2 separate regions of the Homo sapiens genome follow, and region 2 is linked to region 1. Evidence: chromatin contacts called from ENCODE Hi-C or POLR2A ChIA-PET data. All regions are on one chromosome and are shown on one strand. The core of a region is the stretch at or near the end of the contact, and the rest is flanking DNA. Distances in the headings are between cores, read along the strand shown. Region 1 has its middle 42 kb from the start of LINC01818. Region 2 holds the start of LINC01818 (long intergenic non-protein coding RNA 1818).

What was found. Hi-C counts contacts between places; a loop is a spot of excess contacts on that map. ChIA-PET counts read pairs that join two places held with the same protein, here RNA polymerase II (POLR2A). Pooled maps may share reads with other maps.
Region 2: a loop to region 1 is called in a pooled map, with 5 times the contacts of the local background. The contact joins the promoter of LINC01818 here to the enhancer-like site in region 1. A Hi-C loop is called at or near these places in 2 of 168 maps with a recorded cell type or tissue (PC-3 and PC-9), 3 of 37 single-sample maps with no recorded cell type and 5 of 50 pooled maps. POLR2A ChIA-PET finds 5 or more read pairs at or near these places in 1 of 52 experiments (H1).

What each region holds. Positions count from the first base shown.
Region 1 is chr2:150,124,295-150,130,642 of GRCh38, reverse strand. No RefSeq gene overlaps it. Among named protein-coding and RNA genes, the nearest start is that of LINC01818, 42 kb to the left of the region's middle. Within about 2 kb of position 4,147, at least 3 of the 41 ENCODE cell types and tissues checked have a DNase peak (open chromatin) inside an H3K27ac peak, as active enhancers do; they include PC-3, where a contact is called at or near this core.
Region 2 is chr2:150,167,368-150,174,207 of GRCh38, reverse strand. It overlaps LINC01818 (long intergenic non-protein coding RNA 1818), which reads right to left and starts at 4,719. Exons shown (of 4, transcript NR_187172.1): 1 at 4,569-4,719.

The sequences.
Region 1 (6,348 bases), core at 2,898-5,397:
GTCTCTTCTCATGTACCCCTGCTTTTCTCTTTCTGCCCCCCCAAAATCAGAGAAATTCTAAACAAGATTATGTCCCCTTTTGAACTAAAATTGGCTTATTCCTACAAATTCCCTTCTTTTCTTTTCTTCAGACGTTAGCATCCTCTGTGTTTATTATGCTCCAGTGTTACATCCCTTCCAATTTATTTACAACCCATTAAAAGCCAAACATTTGGAAGCAAATCCAATGTAAATATTGGAAGGATTCCTGGTTCTAATTGAGATATATTGACTTAGTCTTCACATACTCAAAGCATGCATTTTAGCATTTTTCTTTTCTTTTTCCCTGTGGATTCTATCTAAACTGCACAAACACACACACACACACACACACACACACACACACAATCAATTTTAAAAAATAGGTCTGTGCTCAAGCAGGAATCGTCAAAATAAAAGTAGACTAAAGTCTTTGAAGAGAGGCCTTAAGAGCACACTGCTCCGCAATGTCACTGGTTTCAGAATGGCTTTAGGGCTCCGAAACTGAAAAGAAAAGTTTCTTCTTTCCGATTACAAAAGTAGTAAATGACTGTGAAGAGAATTTTGAAAATGCAAGGGAAAAATATCAAGCAAAAGGGAATTTTATGTACAATCTCACCACTAGAGAAAACCACTGTTTACACATTACTGTATTTCCCACATATGTTATGGCAATAAAAAAATGTAATCACTCTAGATAATTTATATCCAGCTTATATTTTTCCTCTTAGTACTTCATAATGAGCATTACATTTACATGCTCTGAAAACACATGTAAACCATGGCATATATGTATTGGCATTCATTTAGCCATGCTAGGAACTTTAAAAATCTATTCTTCTGCCTAAGAAAATAATTTCTTACATGTATGTAGTTCTCAAAGGGCTTTCAGATACTTTACCCAACTTAGACCCTCAACAGATAAGGAAAGATATTATTGTCATCTCCATTTCACAGATGAGGAACTGAGTCCTGGAAGATTTGTACCTGGAGACCAAGATGAGAGGGATCTGGGCCAGGGCCCATGGGTATCTACTTCACCATTGCTAGTGGTGGTAGAAGCAGAGGAAAGCCGATGATGACCAAACCGGAAGGTTACAAACTGATCTGAGCACATGCACAATCTCTCTCTTCATGTTCCTTGCTTCGATTAATGGTGCCTCCTAGGATCTAAAGTTGAGTGTCATCTTTAAGAAATCCCCTTTCTTTATGCTAATATTGAACAGCAGGAAAGGTAAGTCTCTGTGGCTCACAGGAAAATTCTAAACTCTGTGGCCTGAAATTAAAGCTGTCTGTGGTCCAGACCCTGCCACCTCTCCCGCATCCACCACTATACACCTGATGCAAATTTTTCTCCAAGTATGGACTGTATTCCCTTCACAACAGAATCACTTGTGATGATGGTTCATGATAGGTTCTGGGGGCTCATTCAGACCCACTGAAATATAATTTCTGGAGGTGGACATGAGAACCTTTCATTTTAAATAGTTTAGGATTCTTAAGTACTAGAATGCAGCTATATTCCAGGCAAACTGAACCACTCTCTTTCTTAGTATGCCCATATTCCCCACCCTCTGTGCTTTTCTCAAATGTTTCCTCCCTTCACTTTCTACATGTTCAACTCTTGCTCACTGGCATGGTTTGGCTGTGTCCCCACTCAAATCTCATCTTGAATTGTAGCTCCCATAATCCCCACGTGTTGTGGGAGGGGCCTGGTGGAAGGTAATTGAATCATGGGGGTGGGTTTTTCCATTGCTGTTCTCGTGATAGCGAATAAGTCTCATGAGATCTGATGGTTTTAAAAAGGGCAGTTCCCTTGTACACTCTCTTGCCTGCCACCATGTAAAACATGCCTTTGCTCCCCCTTCACCTTCTGCCATGATTGTGAGGCCTCTCCAGCTATGTAGAACTGTAAGTTTATTAAAACTCTTTTTCTTTATAAATTACCCCATCTCAGGTATGTCTTTATTAGCAGCATCAAAATGGACTAATATACTCACTCCTCAAAGCCCAACTGAAATGCCACCTCTATGAACAGCACTACCTGGGTGGCACCATCTATAAATGACCTCTCCTTTTTCTGAGCTCCTATGCACTCACTACTTATTGGAGGAACCCACATTGCTCACTCTCCTACTGTATTTTAGAAGCTGCATTTACTGGGTAACTCTGTCACATATCTTTAAATTAGTTATGAAACTTATGGAAACATTTTTTATCTGGAGGAATTATGATGCCTCTACTTGCGTTCAAGAGTCTTAATTTGCACACCTTTGGTCATTCTCTTTGCATACACAGACATTCAGCTGGAACCTGAGTCAAGAATCTTCATGAAGAAGGAATGGTTCTACATCACTTCTTCTCAAAGACTGCTCATGGATGTTTTAAGAAAATCCAGGCCAGCTATCACGAGCAGCAGGGGAAGTGATTCATAAAAGTAGACTGTGACTTGGAGCAGAGCTCACAAGTTCAAGTTTATGTAGCAGCCAGGCAGATAATGTAAGTGAATGAAGGCGATTCAGAGCAAGGTGCTAAATAGCTTCAGATATTAGACTTTATATTTGGGCACAGTAGAGGCCATGGTGGTCTAGGGGGGCCTGCGCTGTGCAGAGAGTCAATAGATTCCACCTAATCATCACCAGTCACGACTGCAGGCCCAGTGTTGCCAGATACTCATTTTTAAGAGAATCCATAAATTGATTTTTGTGAGACAGCTCCTGATTTTTTAATATTGACAACTAATTCAAATTTAAAACACCAGGTAGGCAGTGCAGGCCAACACATTTACAGGTAATTTATTTCATGCAGCACAGTGCCATAAACCAGGATTTTACAACTTTCTCTTTTCCTGAATCACTGTTAGAGTCAGCGCCTTCTATCTTGAGAGTCTGAGGGGAAGGTAGAAATGATTTCAATCCAGTTCTCCTTCCAGTCAGAAAAAAAAAAAAAGTGTTTGGCAGGCCTTAGATTTGGATATTCCAGAAATTCTGAGGAAGAGCTAAGCCAAGTATAGATGCTGTAAATGGGCCCTGACTCCAGGCTCTGAGTCCCTGAGAGCGAGAGATGGGGTACAGTGTTGGGGGGTGGTGGGGATTAGGGTAGAGCAGGCTGCATATGTGGCTTAGTCATATCTCACTCTCACGAGGTGTGAGTAATTAAGGAACCGCATGCTGCTTCTACTGTCAGAAGTACAGGCTCATGGGAACCAGTTTGAAGCAGGCCGGGTGGGGTAAACTAAGGTGGCTCTGACACTTTCTGACTTCAAGCTGTGGCCTTAGGACCTTGATTGTATTTTTTAGCTTTGATGATAAAATGTCAGTGACTAGTTAGGGCATTGTTATTTTATAATTTATAAAATTATTTTATAATTTGATTGACATAAACATTGTCAGTGTAAGTGATGCGCATTTACTAGCTCATTGGTGACATTTGTGAAAGAAAATGTTTTGTGGGCCTTTTAAGCCCAGGGAATCTCAGGAAATCAGGGGGAAGAATTGCTTTCAGTTTGTTTGATGTCTGTAATTAGAGGTCATTAGGGGAGTTCCTGTTCTCTTAAGGGTTGTCACCTCTGTTTTCTGTGGCCACATACAGAGGCAGCTGTAATTTGCACAAGGTCAGTCAGGCCTGTCCCCTAAGTGACAGTGGTAATAAGTGATGTGTGTAGTGAGTGCAGTTAAGTTTGTGTGTGGTGCCATTACTACCGGAGCCCTTCCTTCCACAGTATCTGACCTCCTCAGAACACAGCTCACCTATGCTCAAGGGTCCCTTTCAGGTCACTAGGCTTGGCCTCACACATTGTCTTTCAGATTAGAAGGGGTCCAGGGCAGCACAGTGCAGTTCTGGCAGGCTCGGGGTCTCACAGGAGCCTCGGCACTAAATCTCATACCCGAGTTAAGCAAGCCTCAGCTTTCTCATTCCATTTTTGAACTGTGTGCCCCACATGACATGCCAGGGAAACATGGCACATAGCTAAATTAAGCTGAGTAGCCAACCAAATCCTGTGTGCCTGCCTATGCTGAAGAGAGAGGCACTTAATTGCTCTACCTCATAAACCTGGGACCGGCCGCACGAGCCAAGGGGCAGGTACAGGGGAAACTTGACAATCGCCTGGTAGTTGTCATAACCTGACTTGCATTTTGAGCGCTTGACTCATCCTGACATTAGCTGAACAACTGAGTGTCTGTTTCCTTTGTGGTTGCCTGGACGATTAAGATGCCCATTATTTTTAATAAAATAAAATAAATACACATATATTTAATACAATAAATATAATAATAAATTTAAATTTTAACAAAATGCAATTAAATAATAAAAATAAAATACTATTTTTGATAAAATGAAATGTATTAAAAATCTTATTTTCAATCAAATCAGAAATTTTCTGGGAAATTCTTACATATCAACTATGTTCTCTGCAGAGCATCTAGTTAAGTGGCAGCATGAACCAGTTTATTAAGGAGCATCACAGGACAAGGAACTTCTGTCTGGCAGAAGTAACCTCAGTCTGCTCCTCTCACCTTTGAGAGAGAAGACTGGCCAGTTTTGTTTATTTTTTTTTTGTCTCATAAGTGAACGTGCTGCATATTTCACAGAGGGCAGAAAAGAGGAAGCTCATATTCCTCTGGACACTACGAGGCGCTAGGGCTTAGAGCCCATGTGTCACTGTGGGTGGGAGGCATGATTCAAAGCCTCTGTCTTCCTAATCATTAACAAATGTCCTCTCTCCCAGGAGGGAGAGTGCGAAACAATGAGGACGTGTGAGAAATAGCTCTTAGCTGGCCTGGGAGCTCGAACCTGGGTGCACATCAAAACGAGTACCACAGACGCTTCAATGCCAAGCCTGCTGCTCTGAGATGTCCAAATGCCCGGCTGGTGAGGTGAACAGTGGCCAAATGGATTCCAGAAATCTCATGGGAACAGTATCTGCTGCTGCGGCTTCTCTGTGGCTCTTTCGAACCCCTGGTACATAAAAATGGTGGGAAAAGATAACTTTTCAACCACCAGGGTAAGACGTTTACATAGGTCCTAGGCTAACCATTCAGGCCACATGCTTTTATTGTGTTCTACCCCACCCCACCCCCACCCCTACAATATCTGTAAGTGTAAAGAGCTACACCCTTTCACAACATTCTCTCACTCTTTCATCAAATATTCTTAAGCCCTTCATATCCCAGCAAAACTGGCATGTGGCTGCTGAAGTCGGCGGCTACTGAAAATTAGTAAATAGTGGTTCAGTAATCGACCTATGAAGTGTCTGTTCTGACCACAAGTTTCAACTACCCAGAGCGACAAGGGTAAACACAACAGACTGGGCATTAAGCCTGGGTTAGTGGTTTTCCATGAAGCCCTACAGAAGAGTGACAGGGCTGCCACAGGGAACCGAGTAGAAAGGCAAAGTTCTGGAACCCCCAAGCCCACTTTAATCAGAACAACCCTGCTTAGCACTTTCATAATTGTTGCTGAGTGTTGTTTTAATATATATTGGACTTAGGTGCAGGTTATCATTTAAGAAAAAGGAAGCCTAAACAATACCTGAGTATTAAAAAGAAGTTATAACTTCTTTCTGCCACCCTCCAACTCCCACCTTCTACAAATGATACACTACAATATAGAGACAGCAAAGACACTTGGAATTAATCATGGTTATTTGGAATTATTTGTAGTTTCTGAGTCATCACCTATATGCTAACTACTAAAAAGTACTATTTTTGGCCCCAATACAATTTTCTCAACACATTTGAGCACTTACTATATACAAGACACTCTGCTAGGTGCTGGGAACAGAAGTAACACACCCACTAGGTATCAGCTGCCTAGGGATAACTCAACTTCTATTGCCTTAGTTAGTTTAAACCAAACTTAGCATCTTTCTCACTTTCCTTTTTACTGCTTCAGCTACGCTTATCCAACATATACCAAGCTGGCTTTCCCTAACTATTTACAGAAGTGTCAATTTATGTGATCATTTTTTATACTTTGTTTTCTTTTGTTGCATGAATCACTTCTTTCAGATTGACTTCATCTTCTTGTCCTGATATAGTACTTTAATAGTTTATACCTGCATTACAATCCTCACTAGATGTTTCTTCATAGCAGACATCTGTGGAAGAGCTGTAATGGCATTAAGGTTGAAGGGAGGGGAAGAGTATACAGCCCTTCTGAAAGAGTAACATTCACCAACTCAGAGCCAGAGGAAAGGAGCCCAGGGTCCCCTGAGTGGTAGGGGAGGAGAGTCAAGATCCCTTGTGGGATATGTGGGACCAGGAGACCAACTTCCTCCCGTTCCATGGTGGCAACCTCTCCAGTAGCCAGGAGGAATTTGATGAGAAT
Region 2 (6,840 bases), core at 3,470-5,969, 43 kb before region 1:
TTTCTAGCTAAAAAAACACTGGAAATATTATTTAACTTTTTAAGCCACAGTTTTCTAATCTCTAAAGTAAAACATGAATGCTTTAGAAGATGCTGTGATAATGTAAAATGCACATGTGTATGACACAGAGTCAGCACCTACGGAAGTTAATGACTCACTTTATTAATATTTTAAATTTTAATACTTCTTAAAACATAAAATGCATTTTACATATTTTATATTATTTCTATTTAAATATTTAAAGACACGCATTATGTTTTTATGTTTAAAATGGTTTTTTTTGTTGTTTTTGTTTTGTTTTTTGTTTTTTTGAGACTGAGTCTTGCTCTGTCGCCCAGGCTGGAGTGCAATGGCGCGATCTCGGCTCACTGGAACCTCCACCTCCCAGGTTCAAGCTATTCTCTTGCCTCAACCTCAGTAGCTACTGTTGCCCCAGTAGCGGGGCCTATAGGTGTGCACCACCATGTCTGACTTCTTTTTTTTTTTTTTTTTTAGTAGAGACAGGGTTTCACCATGTTGGCCAGGCTGGTCTCGAACTCCTGAACTCAGGTGATCCACTTGCTTTGGCCTCCCAAAGTGCTGGGATTACAGGCATGAGTCACCGCACCCAGCCTAAAATGTTTATTTTTGTAGGCAGCACATATTTGTGTCCCGCTTTTTATTCAGTCTGACAATCTGTCTTTAAACTGGTACATGTAGACCATTTACATTTAAAGTGATTATCGATATGGTTGGATTAAAATTTAACATCTTGCTAGCTGTTTCTCTTTGTTACATTTTTCTTTGTTTCTTTATTCTTCCCTATTGGCTTTTTCTTGGGTTAACTGGGCATTTTCATGATTTCATTTTCTCTCCTTTATTGACTTACTAGTTAAACCTCTTTTTAAAAACTTTTAAATGATTATCCTGGGGCTTACAGTATACATGTTAAATTAAACTGAGTTGACATTTTAATAACATTATACTGCTTCGCATGTGGCGTAAACGTATTTACAACAGAATAGTCCCATTTCCCTCACCCATCCTTTGTGCTATTGTTGTCATTTATTTCACTTTTATATATCGGTTATCTTTTAGAGCAATCTCAAGCAAGAAATAAATTAATTTTTTTCTGTCATTTGTTCCAGTACCTGTTCTCTTCATTTCTTTGTGCAGATTCAAGTTTCTGACTGATATCATAGTTCCTCTGCCTGAAGAATTTTTTTAGCAGTTCTTACAGAATATGTCTAGCAATTAATTGCTTCAATTTTTGTTTGATATGATTTTTGGTTTTCCTTTCACTTCTTTTTACTAAATATAGAATTCTGGGTTGACACCCCCTGATGCACACACACTTTCAGATCCCCAGCACTTTCAATATGTCAGTACATTTTCTTTCGTTCTGGATAGTTTCTGATAGAAATATATTTTAATTTTTAGCCTTGTTCCTCTGTAGATAGTACATATATTTTTCTCCTAACTTCACCGTTTTCTCACTTTTGTTTTCAAAAGTTTAAATACCATATACCTAGATATGTGCGTGTGTGTGTGTGTGTATGTGTGTGCATGTGTGGTATTTATCCTACTTGGCATTCTGTGAGCTTCTTAAATCTGTGGTTTTATGTCTGTTAATATTGTAAAATTTTATGCCATTTTTTTTCAAATATTGCTTCTGCCCCATTTTCTCCTTCTTCTCTTTTTGAGATTTCAATTACACATATGTTACTCAGTTTAGAATTGTCCCACACTATTGGATGCTGTGTTCTTTATTCACTCTTTTCTCTATATTCCAGTTTGAATAATTTTCACTGGCCTATCATGCAGTTCACTGATTCTTTCCTCAGCTGTGTGGGCTCTACTGATGAGCCTGGCTTTATAGCTGTTACTATTTGTGTCTTCCAGCTTCTCCTTTTGATTCCTTCTTAGATTTTACACTCTCTGCTGAATTAATCTGATCTTACATGTTGTCTACTTTGTTCCATTAAAGCTAATAGCCTATTAATCATAGTTATTTTAAATTCTCTGTCTGATAGTCCCAATATCCGTGGTGTCATATGCAGCCTGCTCCCAAGGATTACCTTGCGTCTTCAGTGTGTGGGGGGGTATGTGTGTGTATTTGTCTTTTTACATGCCTTGCAATTTTTAGTTGACAATTAGACATCTTGTGTAGGGCTACAGATACAGAGATAAATCTCTTCTTAACGTTGGAGATGAGCATGCCTTTTCTTCAGCTGGACCTTAACTGTGGGCTCATATTCATCTATTCAGGAGTTGGGCTAAGTTTGGGGGTTTGTTGATGTTATATTACCCCAAGTGCCCCTCAGGCTTAAAATTCCTCTTGTGATACTGTGTATTTAACAGAGATTATTTCCTCAATGTCTGTTATTTCATTGGCTTTTAATCTGTCTTTGTACTGCCCCCCAATAATGATCTATCTCTTGCAGCTCTTCCGGTTGAATTTCATGGCTATTTTTACTGAGTGTGTTAGGGTGGCAGTGGGGGAAGAAAGGGTTCCCTAACGCTCTGATTAAGCCTTAGTCTCAAGCTGGGCTTTGTCCTGATATCTGGAGCTACGACCTCCACGAGTGCTCTTCCTCTCTTTAACCACCAGTTCGCCATACTCACTTTTTTCTATCATACTGAGAGGTGACAGCATACTGGCAGCCCTCGCAGCCCACGCTCGCTCTCGGTGCCTCAGCCTCGGCGCCCATTCTGGCGGCGCCTGAGGAGCCCTTCAGCCCGCCGCTGCACTGTGGGAGCCCTTTTCTGGGCTGGTCAAGGCTGGAGCCGGCTCCCTCAGCTTGCGGGGAGGTGTGGAGGGAGAGGCGCTGTCGGGAACCGTGGCTGCACGCGGCGCTTGCGGGCCAGCGCGAGTTCCGGGTGGGCGTGGGCTCGGCAGGCCCCGCACTCTGAGCGGCCGGCCGGCCCGGAAGCCCCGGGCAGTGAGGGGCTTAGCACCTGGGCTGCCTCCCCACGGGGCAGGGCTTGGGACCTGCAGCCCGCCGTGCCTGAGCCTCCCCCGCCCCACCTCCGCCATGGGCTCCTGCCTGGCCGAGCCTCCCCGACGAGAGCACTGCTCCCAGCTCCACAGCGCCCAGTCCCATCGACCGCCAAAGGCTGAAGAGTGCGGGCGCACTGCGCGGGACTGGCAGGCAGCTCCACCTGCGGCCCCAGTTCGGGATCCACTGGGAGAAGCCAGATAGGCTCCTAAGTCTGGTGGGGACTTGGAGAATCTTTATGTATAGCTAAGGGATTGTAAATACACCAATCAGCACTCTGTCTCTAGCTCAGGGGTTGTAAATACACCAATGGACACTCTGTATCTAGCTAATCTAGCGGGGAGGTGGAGAACTTTTGTGTCTAGCTCAGGGATTGTAAATGCACCAATCAGCACCCTGTCAAAATGGACCAATCAGCTCTCTGTGAAACAGACCAATCGGCTCTCTGTAAAATGGACCAATCAGCAGGATGTGGGTGGGGCCAGATAAGAGAATAAAAGCTGGCTGCCTGAGCCAGCAGTGGCAACCTACTGGGTTTTCCTTCCACGTTGTGGAACTTTTGTTGTTTTGCTTTTTGTAATAAATATTACTGTTGCTCACTCGTTGGGTCCACACTGCCTTTATGAGCTGTAACACTCACTGTGAAGTTTGTAGCTTCACTTCTGAAGCCAGTGAGACCACGAACCCACCAGAAGGAAAAAACTCTGAACACATCTGAACATCAGAAGGAAGGCTGTCCAGACAGACTGCCTTTAAGAACTGTAATGCTCACTGCGAGGGTCCGTGGCTTTGTTCTTGAAGTCAGTGAGACCAAGAACCCACCAATTCTGGACACAATACTGGTTGCAGCTTCTTAGTGTTTCCTGCTGGTTTTTTCCTTTGTTTAGATCTGTAAATATTAGGGCTTCCCACACTCTGAACTTGAAACTCTTTTCTTCTGTTCCTTAATGATTCCCACATCAATTTTCCAATCCAGACCTTCTCTCTGAACTCTCTAGACTTATAGATCATCTGTCTTTGTGCATCTCTCCTTTTATGTGTAACTGATATCTCAAACACTAAACCACAAAAGGAACCCTGGTTTAGCCCTCCTAAAAATCTACTCCCCATCTGTCTTCTCCAGCTCTTTCAAAGGCAACTCTCATTTCATTGCTTATACCCCAAACCCTTTGAGACATCCTTGATTCTTCTCATACTCTATATTCAATTAATCAATAAATTTATTTGCCTCTACCTTCAAAATATATCTAAAACTCAAGCTACCTTTATGTCTTTTGAAATTTGTAATACCTCTTGTGGCAATGAGTAGCGCTTGACACTCAATAGATTCTTCTTTATCAGTAATAGAATCTGACTTTTAGCTGACACATGGCCTCCTATATAAAAACTGTACTTTCCAGGTATGATGGTTAGTATTAGGTGTCAACTTGACTGGATTGAGGGATGGCTCAGTGGCAGCGAAGCATTAATTCTGAGTGTATCTGTGAAGGTGTTGCCAGAGGAGATTGACAGGATAGTCGGTGGACTGAGAGAGGAAGACCTGCCCTCAATGTGGGTGGGTACCATCTAATGGGCTGCAGGAATACTTACAACAAAGGAGGTGGAAGAAGGAAGACATTCAGCTTGCTTGCTTTTCTTTTTTTCTTTTTCTTGCTTCCTTTTTTTTCTCTCTTTCTCTCTCTTTTCCAGAGCAGTACCCCTTTTCTTCTCCTGCCCTAGGACATCAAATTCCAGGTTCTTTAGCCTTTGTACTCTGGGACTTGCACCAGTGGCCTTCTGGGAACTCTCAGGCCTTTGGCCTCAGAGTGAGGGTTGTACTGTTTGCTTTCCTGGTTTGGAAACTTTTAGACTTGGAGTGAGTAATGCTACCAAAGGCTTCCCTGGCTGCCAAGCTAGCCATGCTACTGGCTTCTCTCATTCTCCAGCTTGCAGACAGCCTCTCATGGGACTTCACTTTTGTGATTGTGTGAGCCAATTCAATTCTCCCTAATAAACTCCCTTTCTCATATATATATATAACCAATAGATATTTGTTCTGTCCCTCTGGAGAACCCTGATTAACACACTAGGCTTTCTTGTATCTAAGTGAGGCCAAATAACTAATTTCTGACCAATGGGAAGTAATCACAAATGTTATGCAAGCTTTGAAGGGGAGGAATATAGATAAAATGGCTGGAACAAAAATATCTCCATATGGGGAAGGGCAGGAGAACCTTATAAAAACACTCAAAACCTTATTCAAATCTTTGTGATTTGAATACTAATGACTCATACATTTAATGTTATTTACATCAGATGGTGCAATTAAAATTTATTTAGGACCAAATTTGAGCATGCAACAAAGGTGGACATTCCTTACTCTGTCAAGAAGGGAAAAAGGAAAGAGAGCAAGTAGCATTTATCAAATACCAGGAGCTCTGCTGTGGCTTTTTTCATGTTATGAAGCTTGGTTCTTACAACATCTCTTCTTGGCAGGATTATTATCCATGTTTTATGCAGAGATATGATCAAGGCTTTGGAGGTTCACTTAAAATGGTGTTGAAATGGCAGGGCTCGTTTGACCTCAGTGAATGAGTGTGAATTTGTTGATTTAAATAATAGATTGGTTTAGTGTAGAATATATTGAATTATCCCTAATGTCCCACATGGTTTTGTTTAGCAGAAATGCAGTTTCCACCCCTCAAAATCTCATGACTTTTTAGTGATGAAATCATATGTGTGGATTCAGTACAGGGTCTGAGACCTAAATAATTTTCTTAGTTCCTTTTGGCTACTATAACAAAATACCATAAACTTTAGGGCTTGTAAGCAACAGAAATGTATTTCTCACTGTTCTGGAAACTGGGAAGTTCAAGATCAAGGTGCCAGCAGATTTGATATTTGGGGAGGGCCCACTTCTGACTGTAATCTCACATAGCAGAAAAGGGGCAAGGTAGCTCTCTGGGGCCTCTGTTATAAGACCACTAATCCCATTCATGAGGGCTTATGATATAATCACCATCTACAGGCCCCATCTTAGACTATCTCATTGGTGTTTAGATTTTCAGCATATGAATTTGAAGGGCATTCAGACCGTAGCAAAGATGTTTAAGAGAAGCTAATTTTCTGCCCCCCTACACCTTCCCCTTCTAAGGAAGATTATGTAAGAGCTTTGTTATAGATTTTTAAGAAAATATTTGAATATTTGAAATGTTTGAATGTTTGAAATATATGAAATAAATAAGCACAAATAAAGCATGCCCTAGAAATGTTTCCCTCATTACTCAGTGTTTGCAGTAAGTATTTGATCTAAGTGTGTTTCAGTTTACTGATTTGCACTGTAAGCCTGAGGGACAAATAATAAAGGTTTGTAAAATAATACCAAGAAAAATGGAAACCACAGCTTTCAGATAAGAATGCTTGGTATGACTCATCTCCTGGTGGAATCACCAGAGCAGGCCCATTGTACATTTCTGCCTGGAGAGTACACCTCCACGATAGCCCAGACCTTTCCCCATCCGTACCCTCAAATTATTGGTAAATATAGTGGGCATTTGTCAGCTGAACAGCATTTGTAGGTAGCTTTGGTGAAGCAGCAGTTTCCTCCTTGCATATGGCTTTAATTTGCATACTGTTATATATGGCCTTCCAAGTTCCAAGGGGTAAATTCAACTATGTCTCTTTCATAGTAAAATTTTTCTTAGATTTAAATTTCATCAACCTGCTCAAACCTGTAAAGAGAAGCAACAGAACTAAGTCCTCAGTTTCTTTTTTTTTCCTTTTTTTTTTTTTTTTTTGAGACGGAGTCTTGCTCTTTCACCCAGGCTAGAGTGCAGTGGTGCGGTCTCGGCTCACTGCAAGCTCCGTCTCCCAGCTTCACACC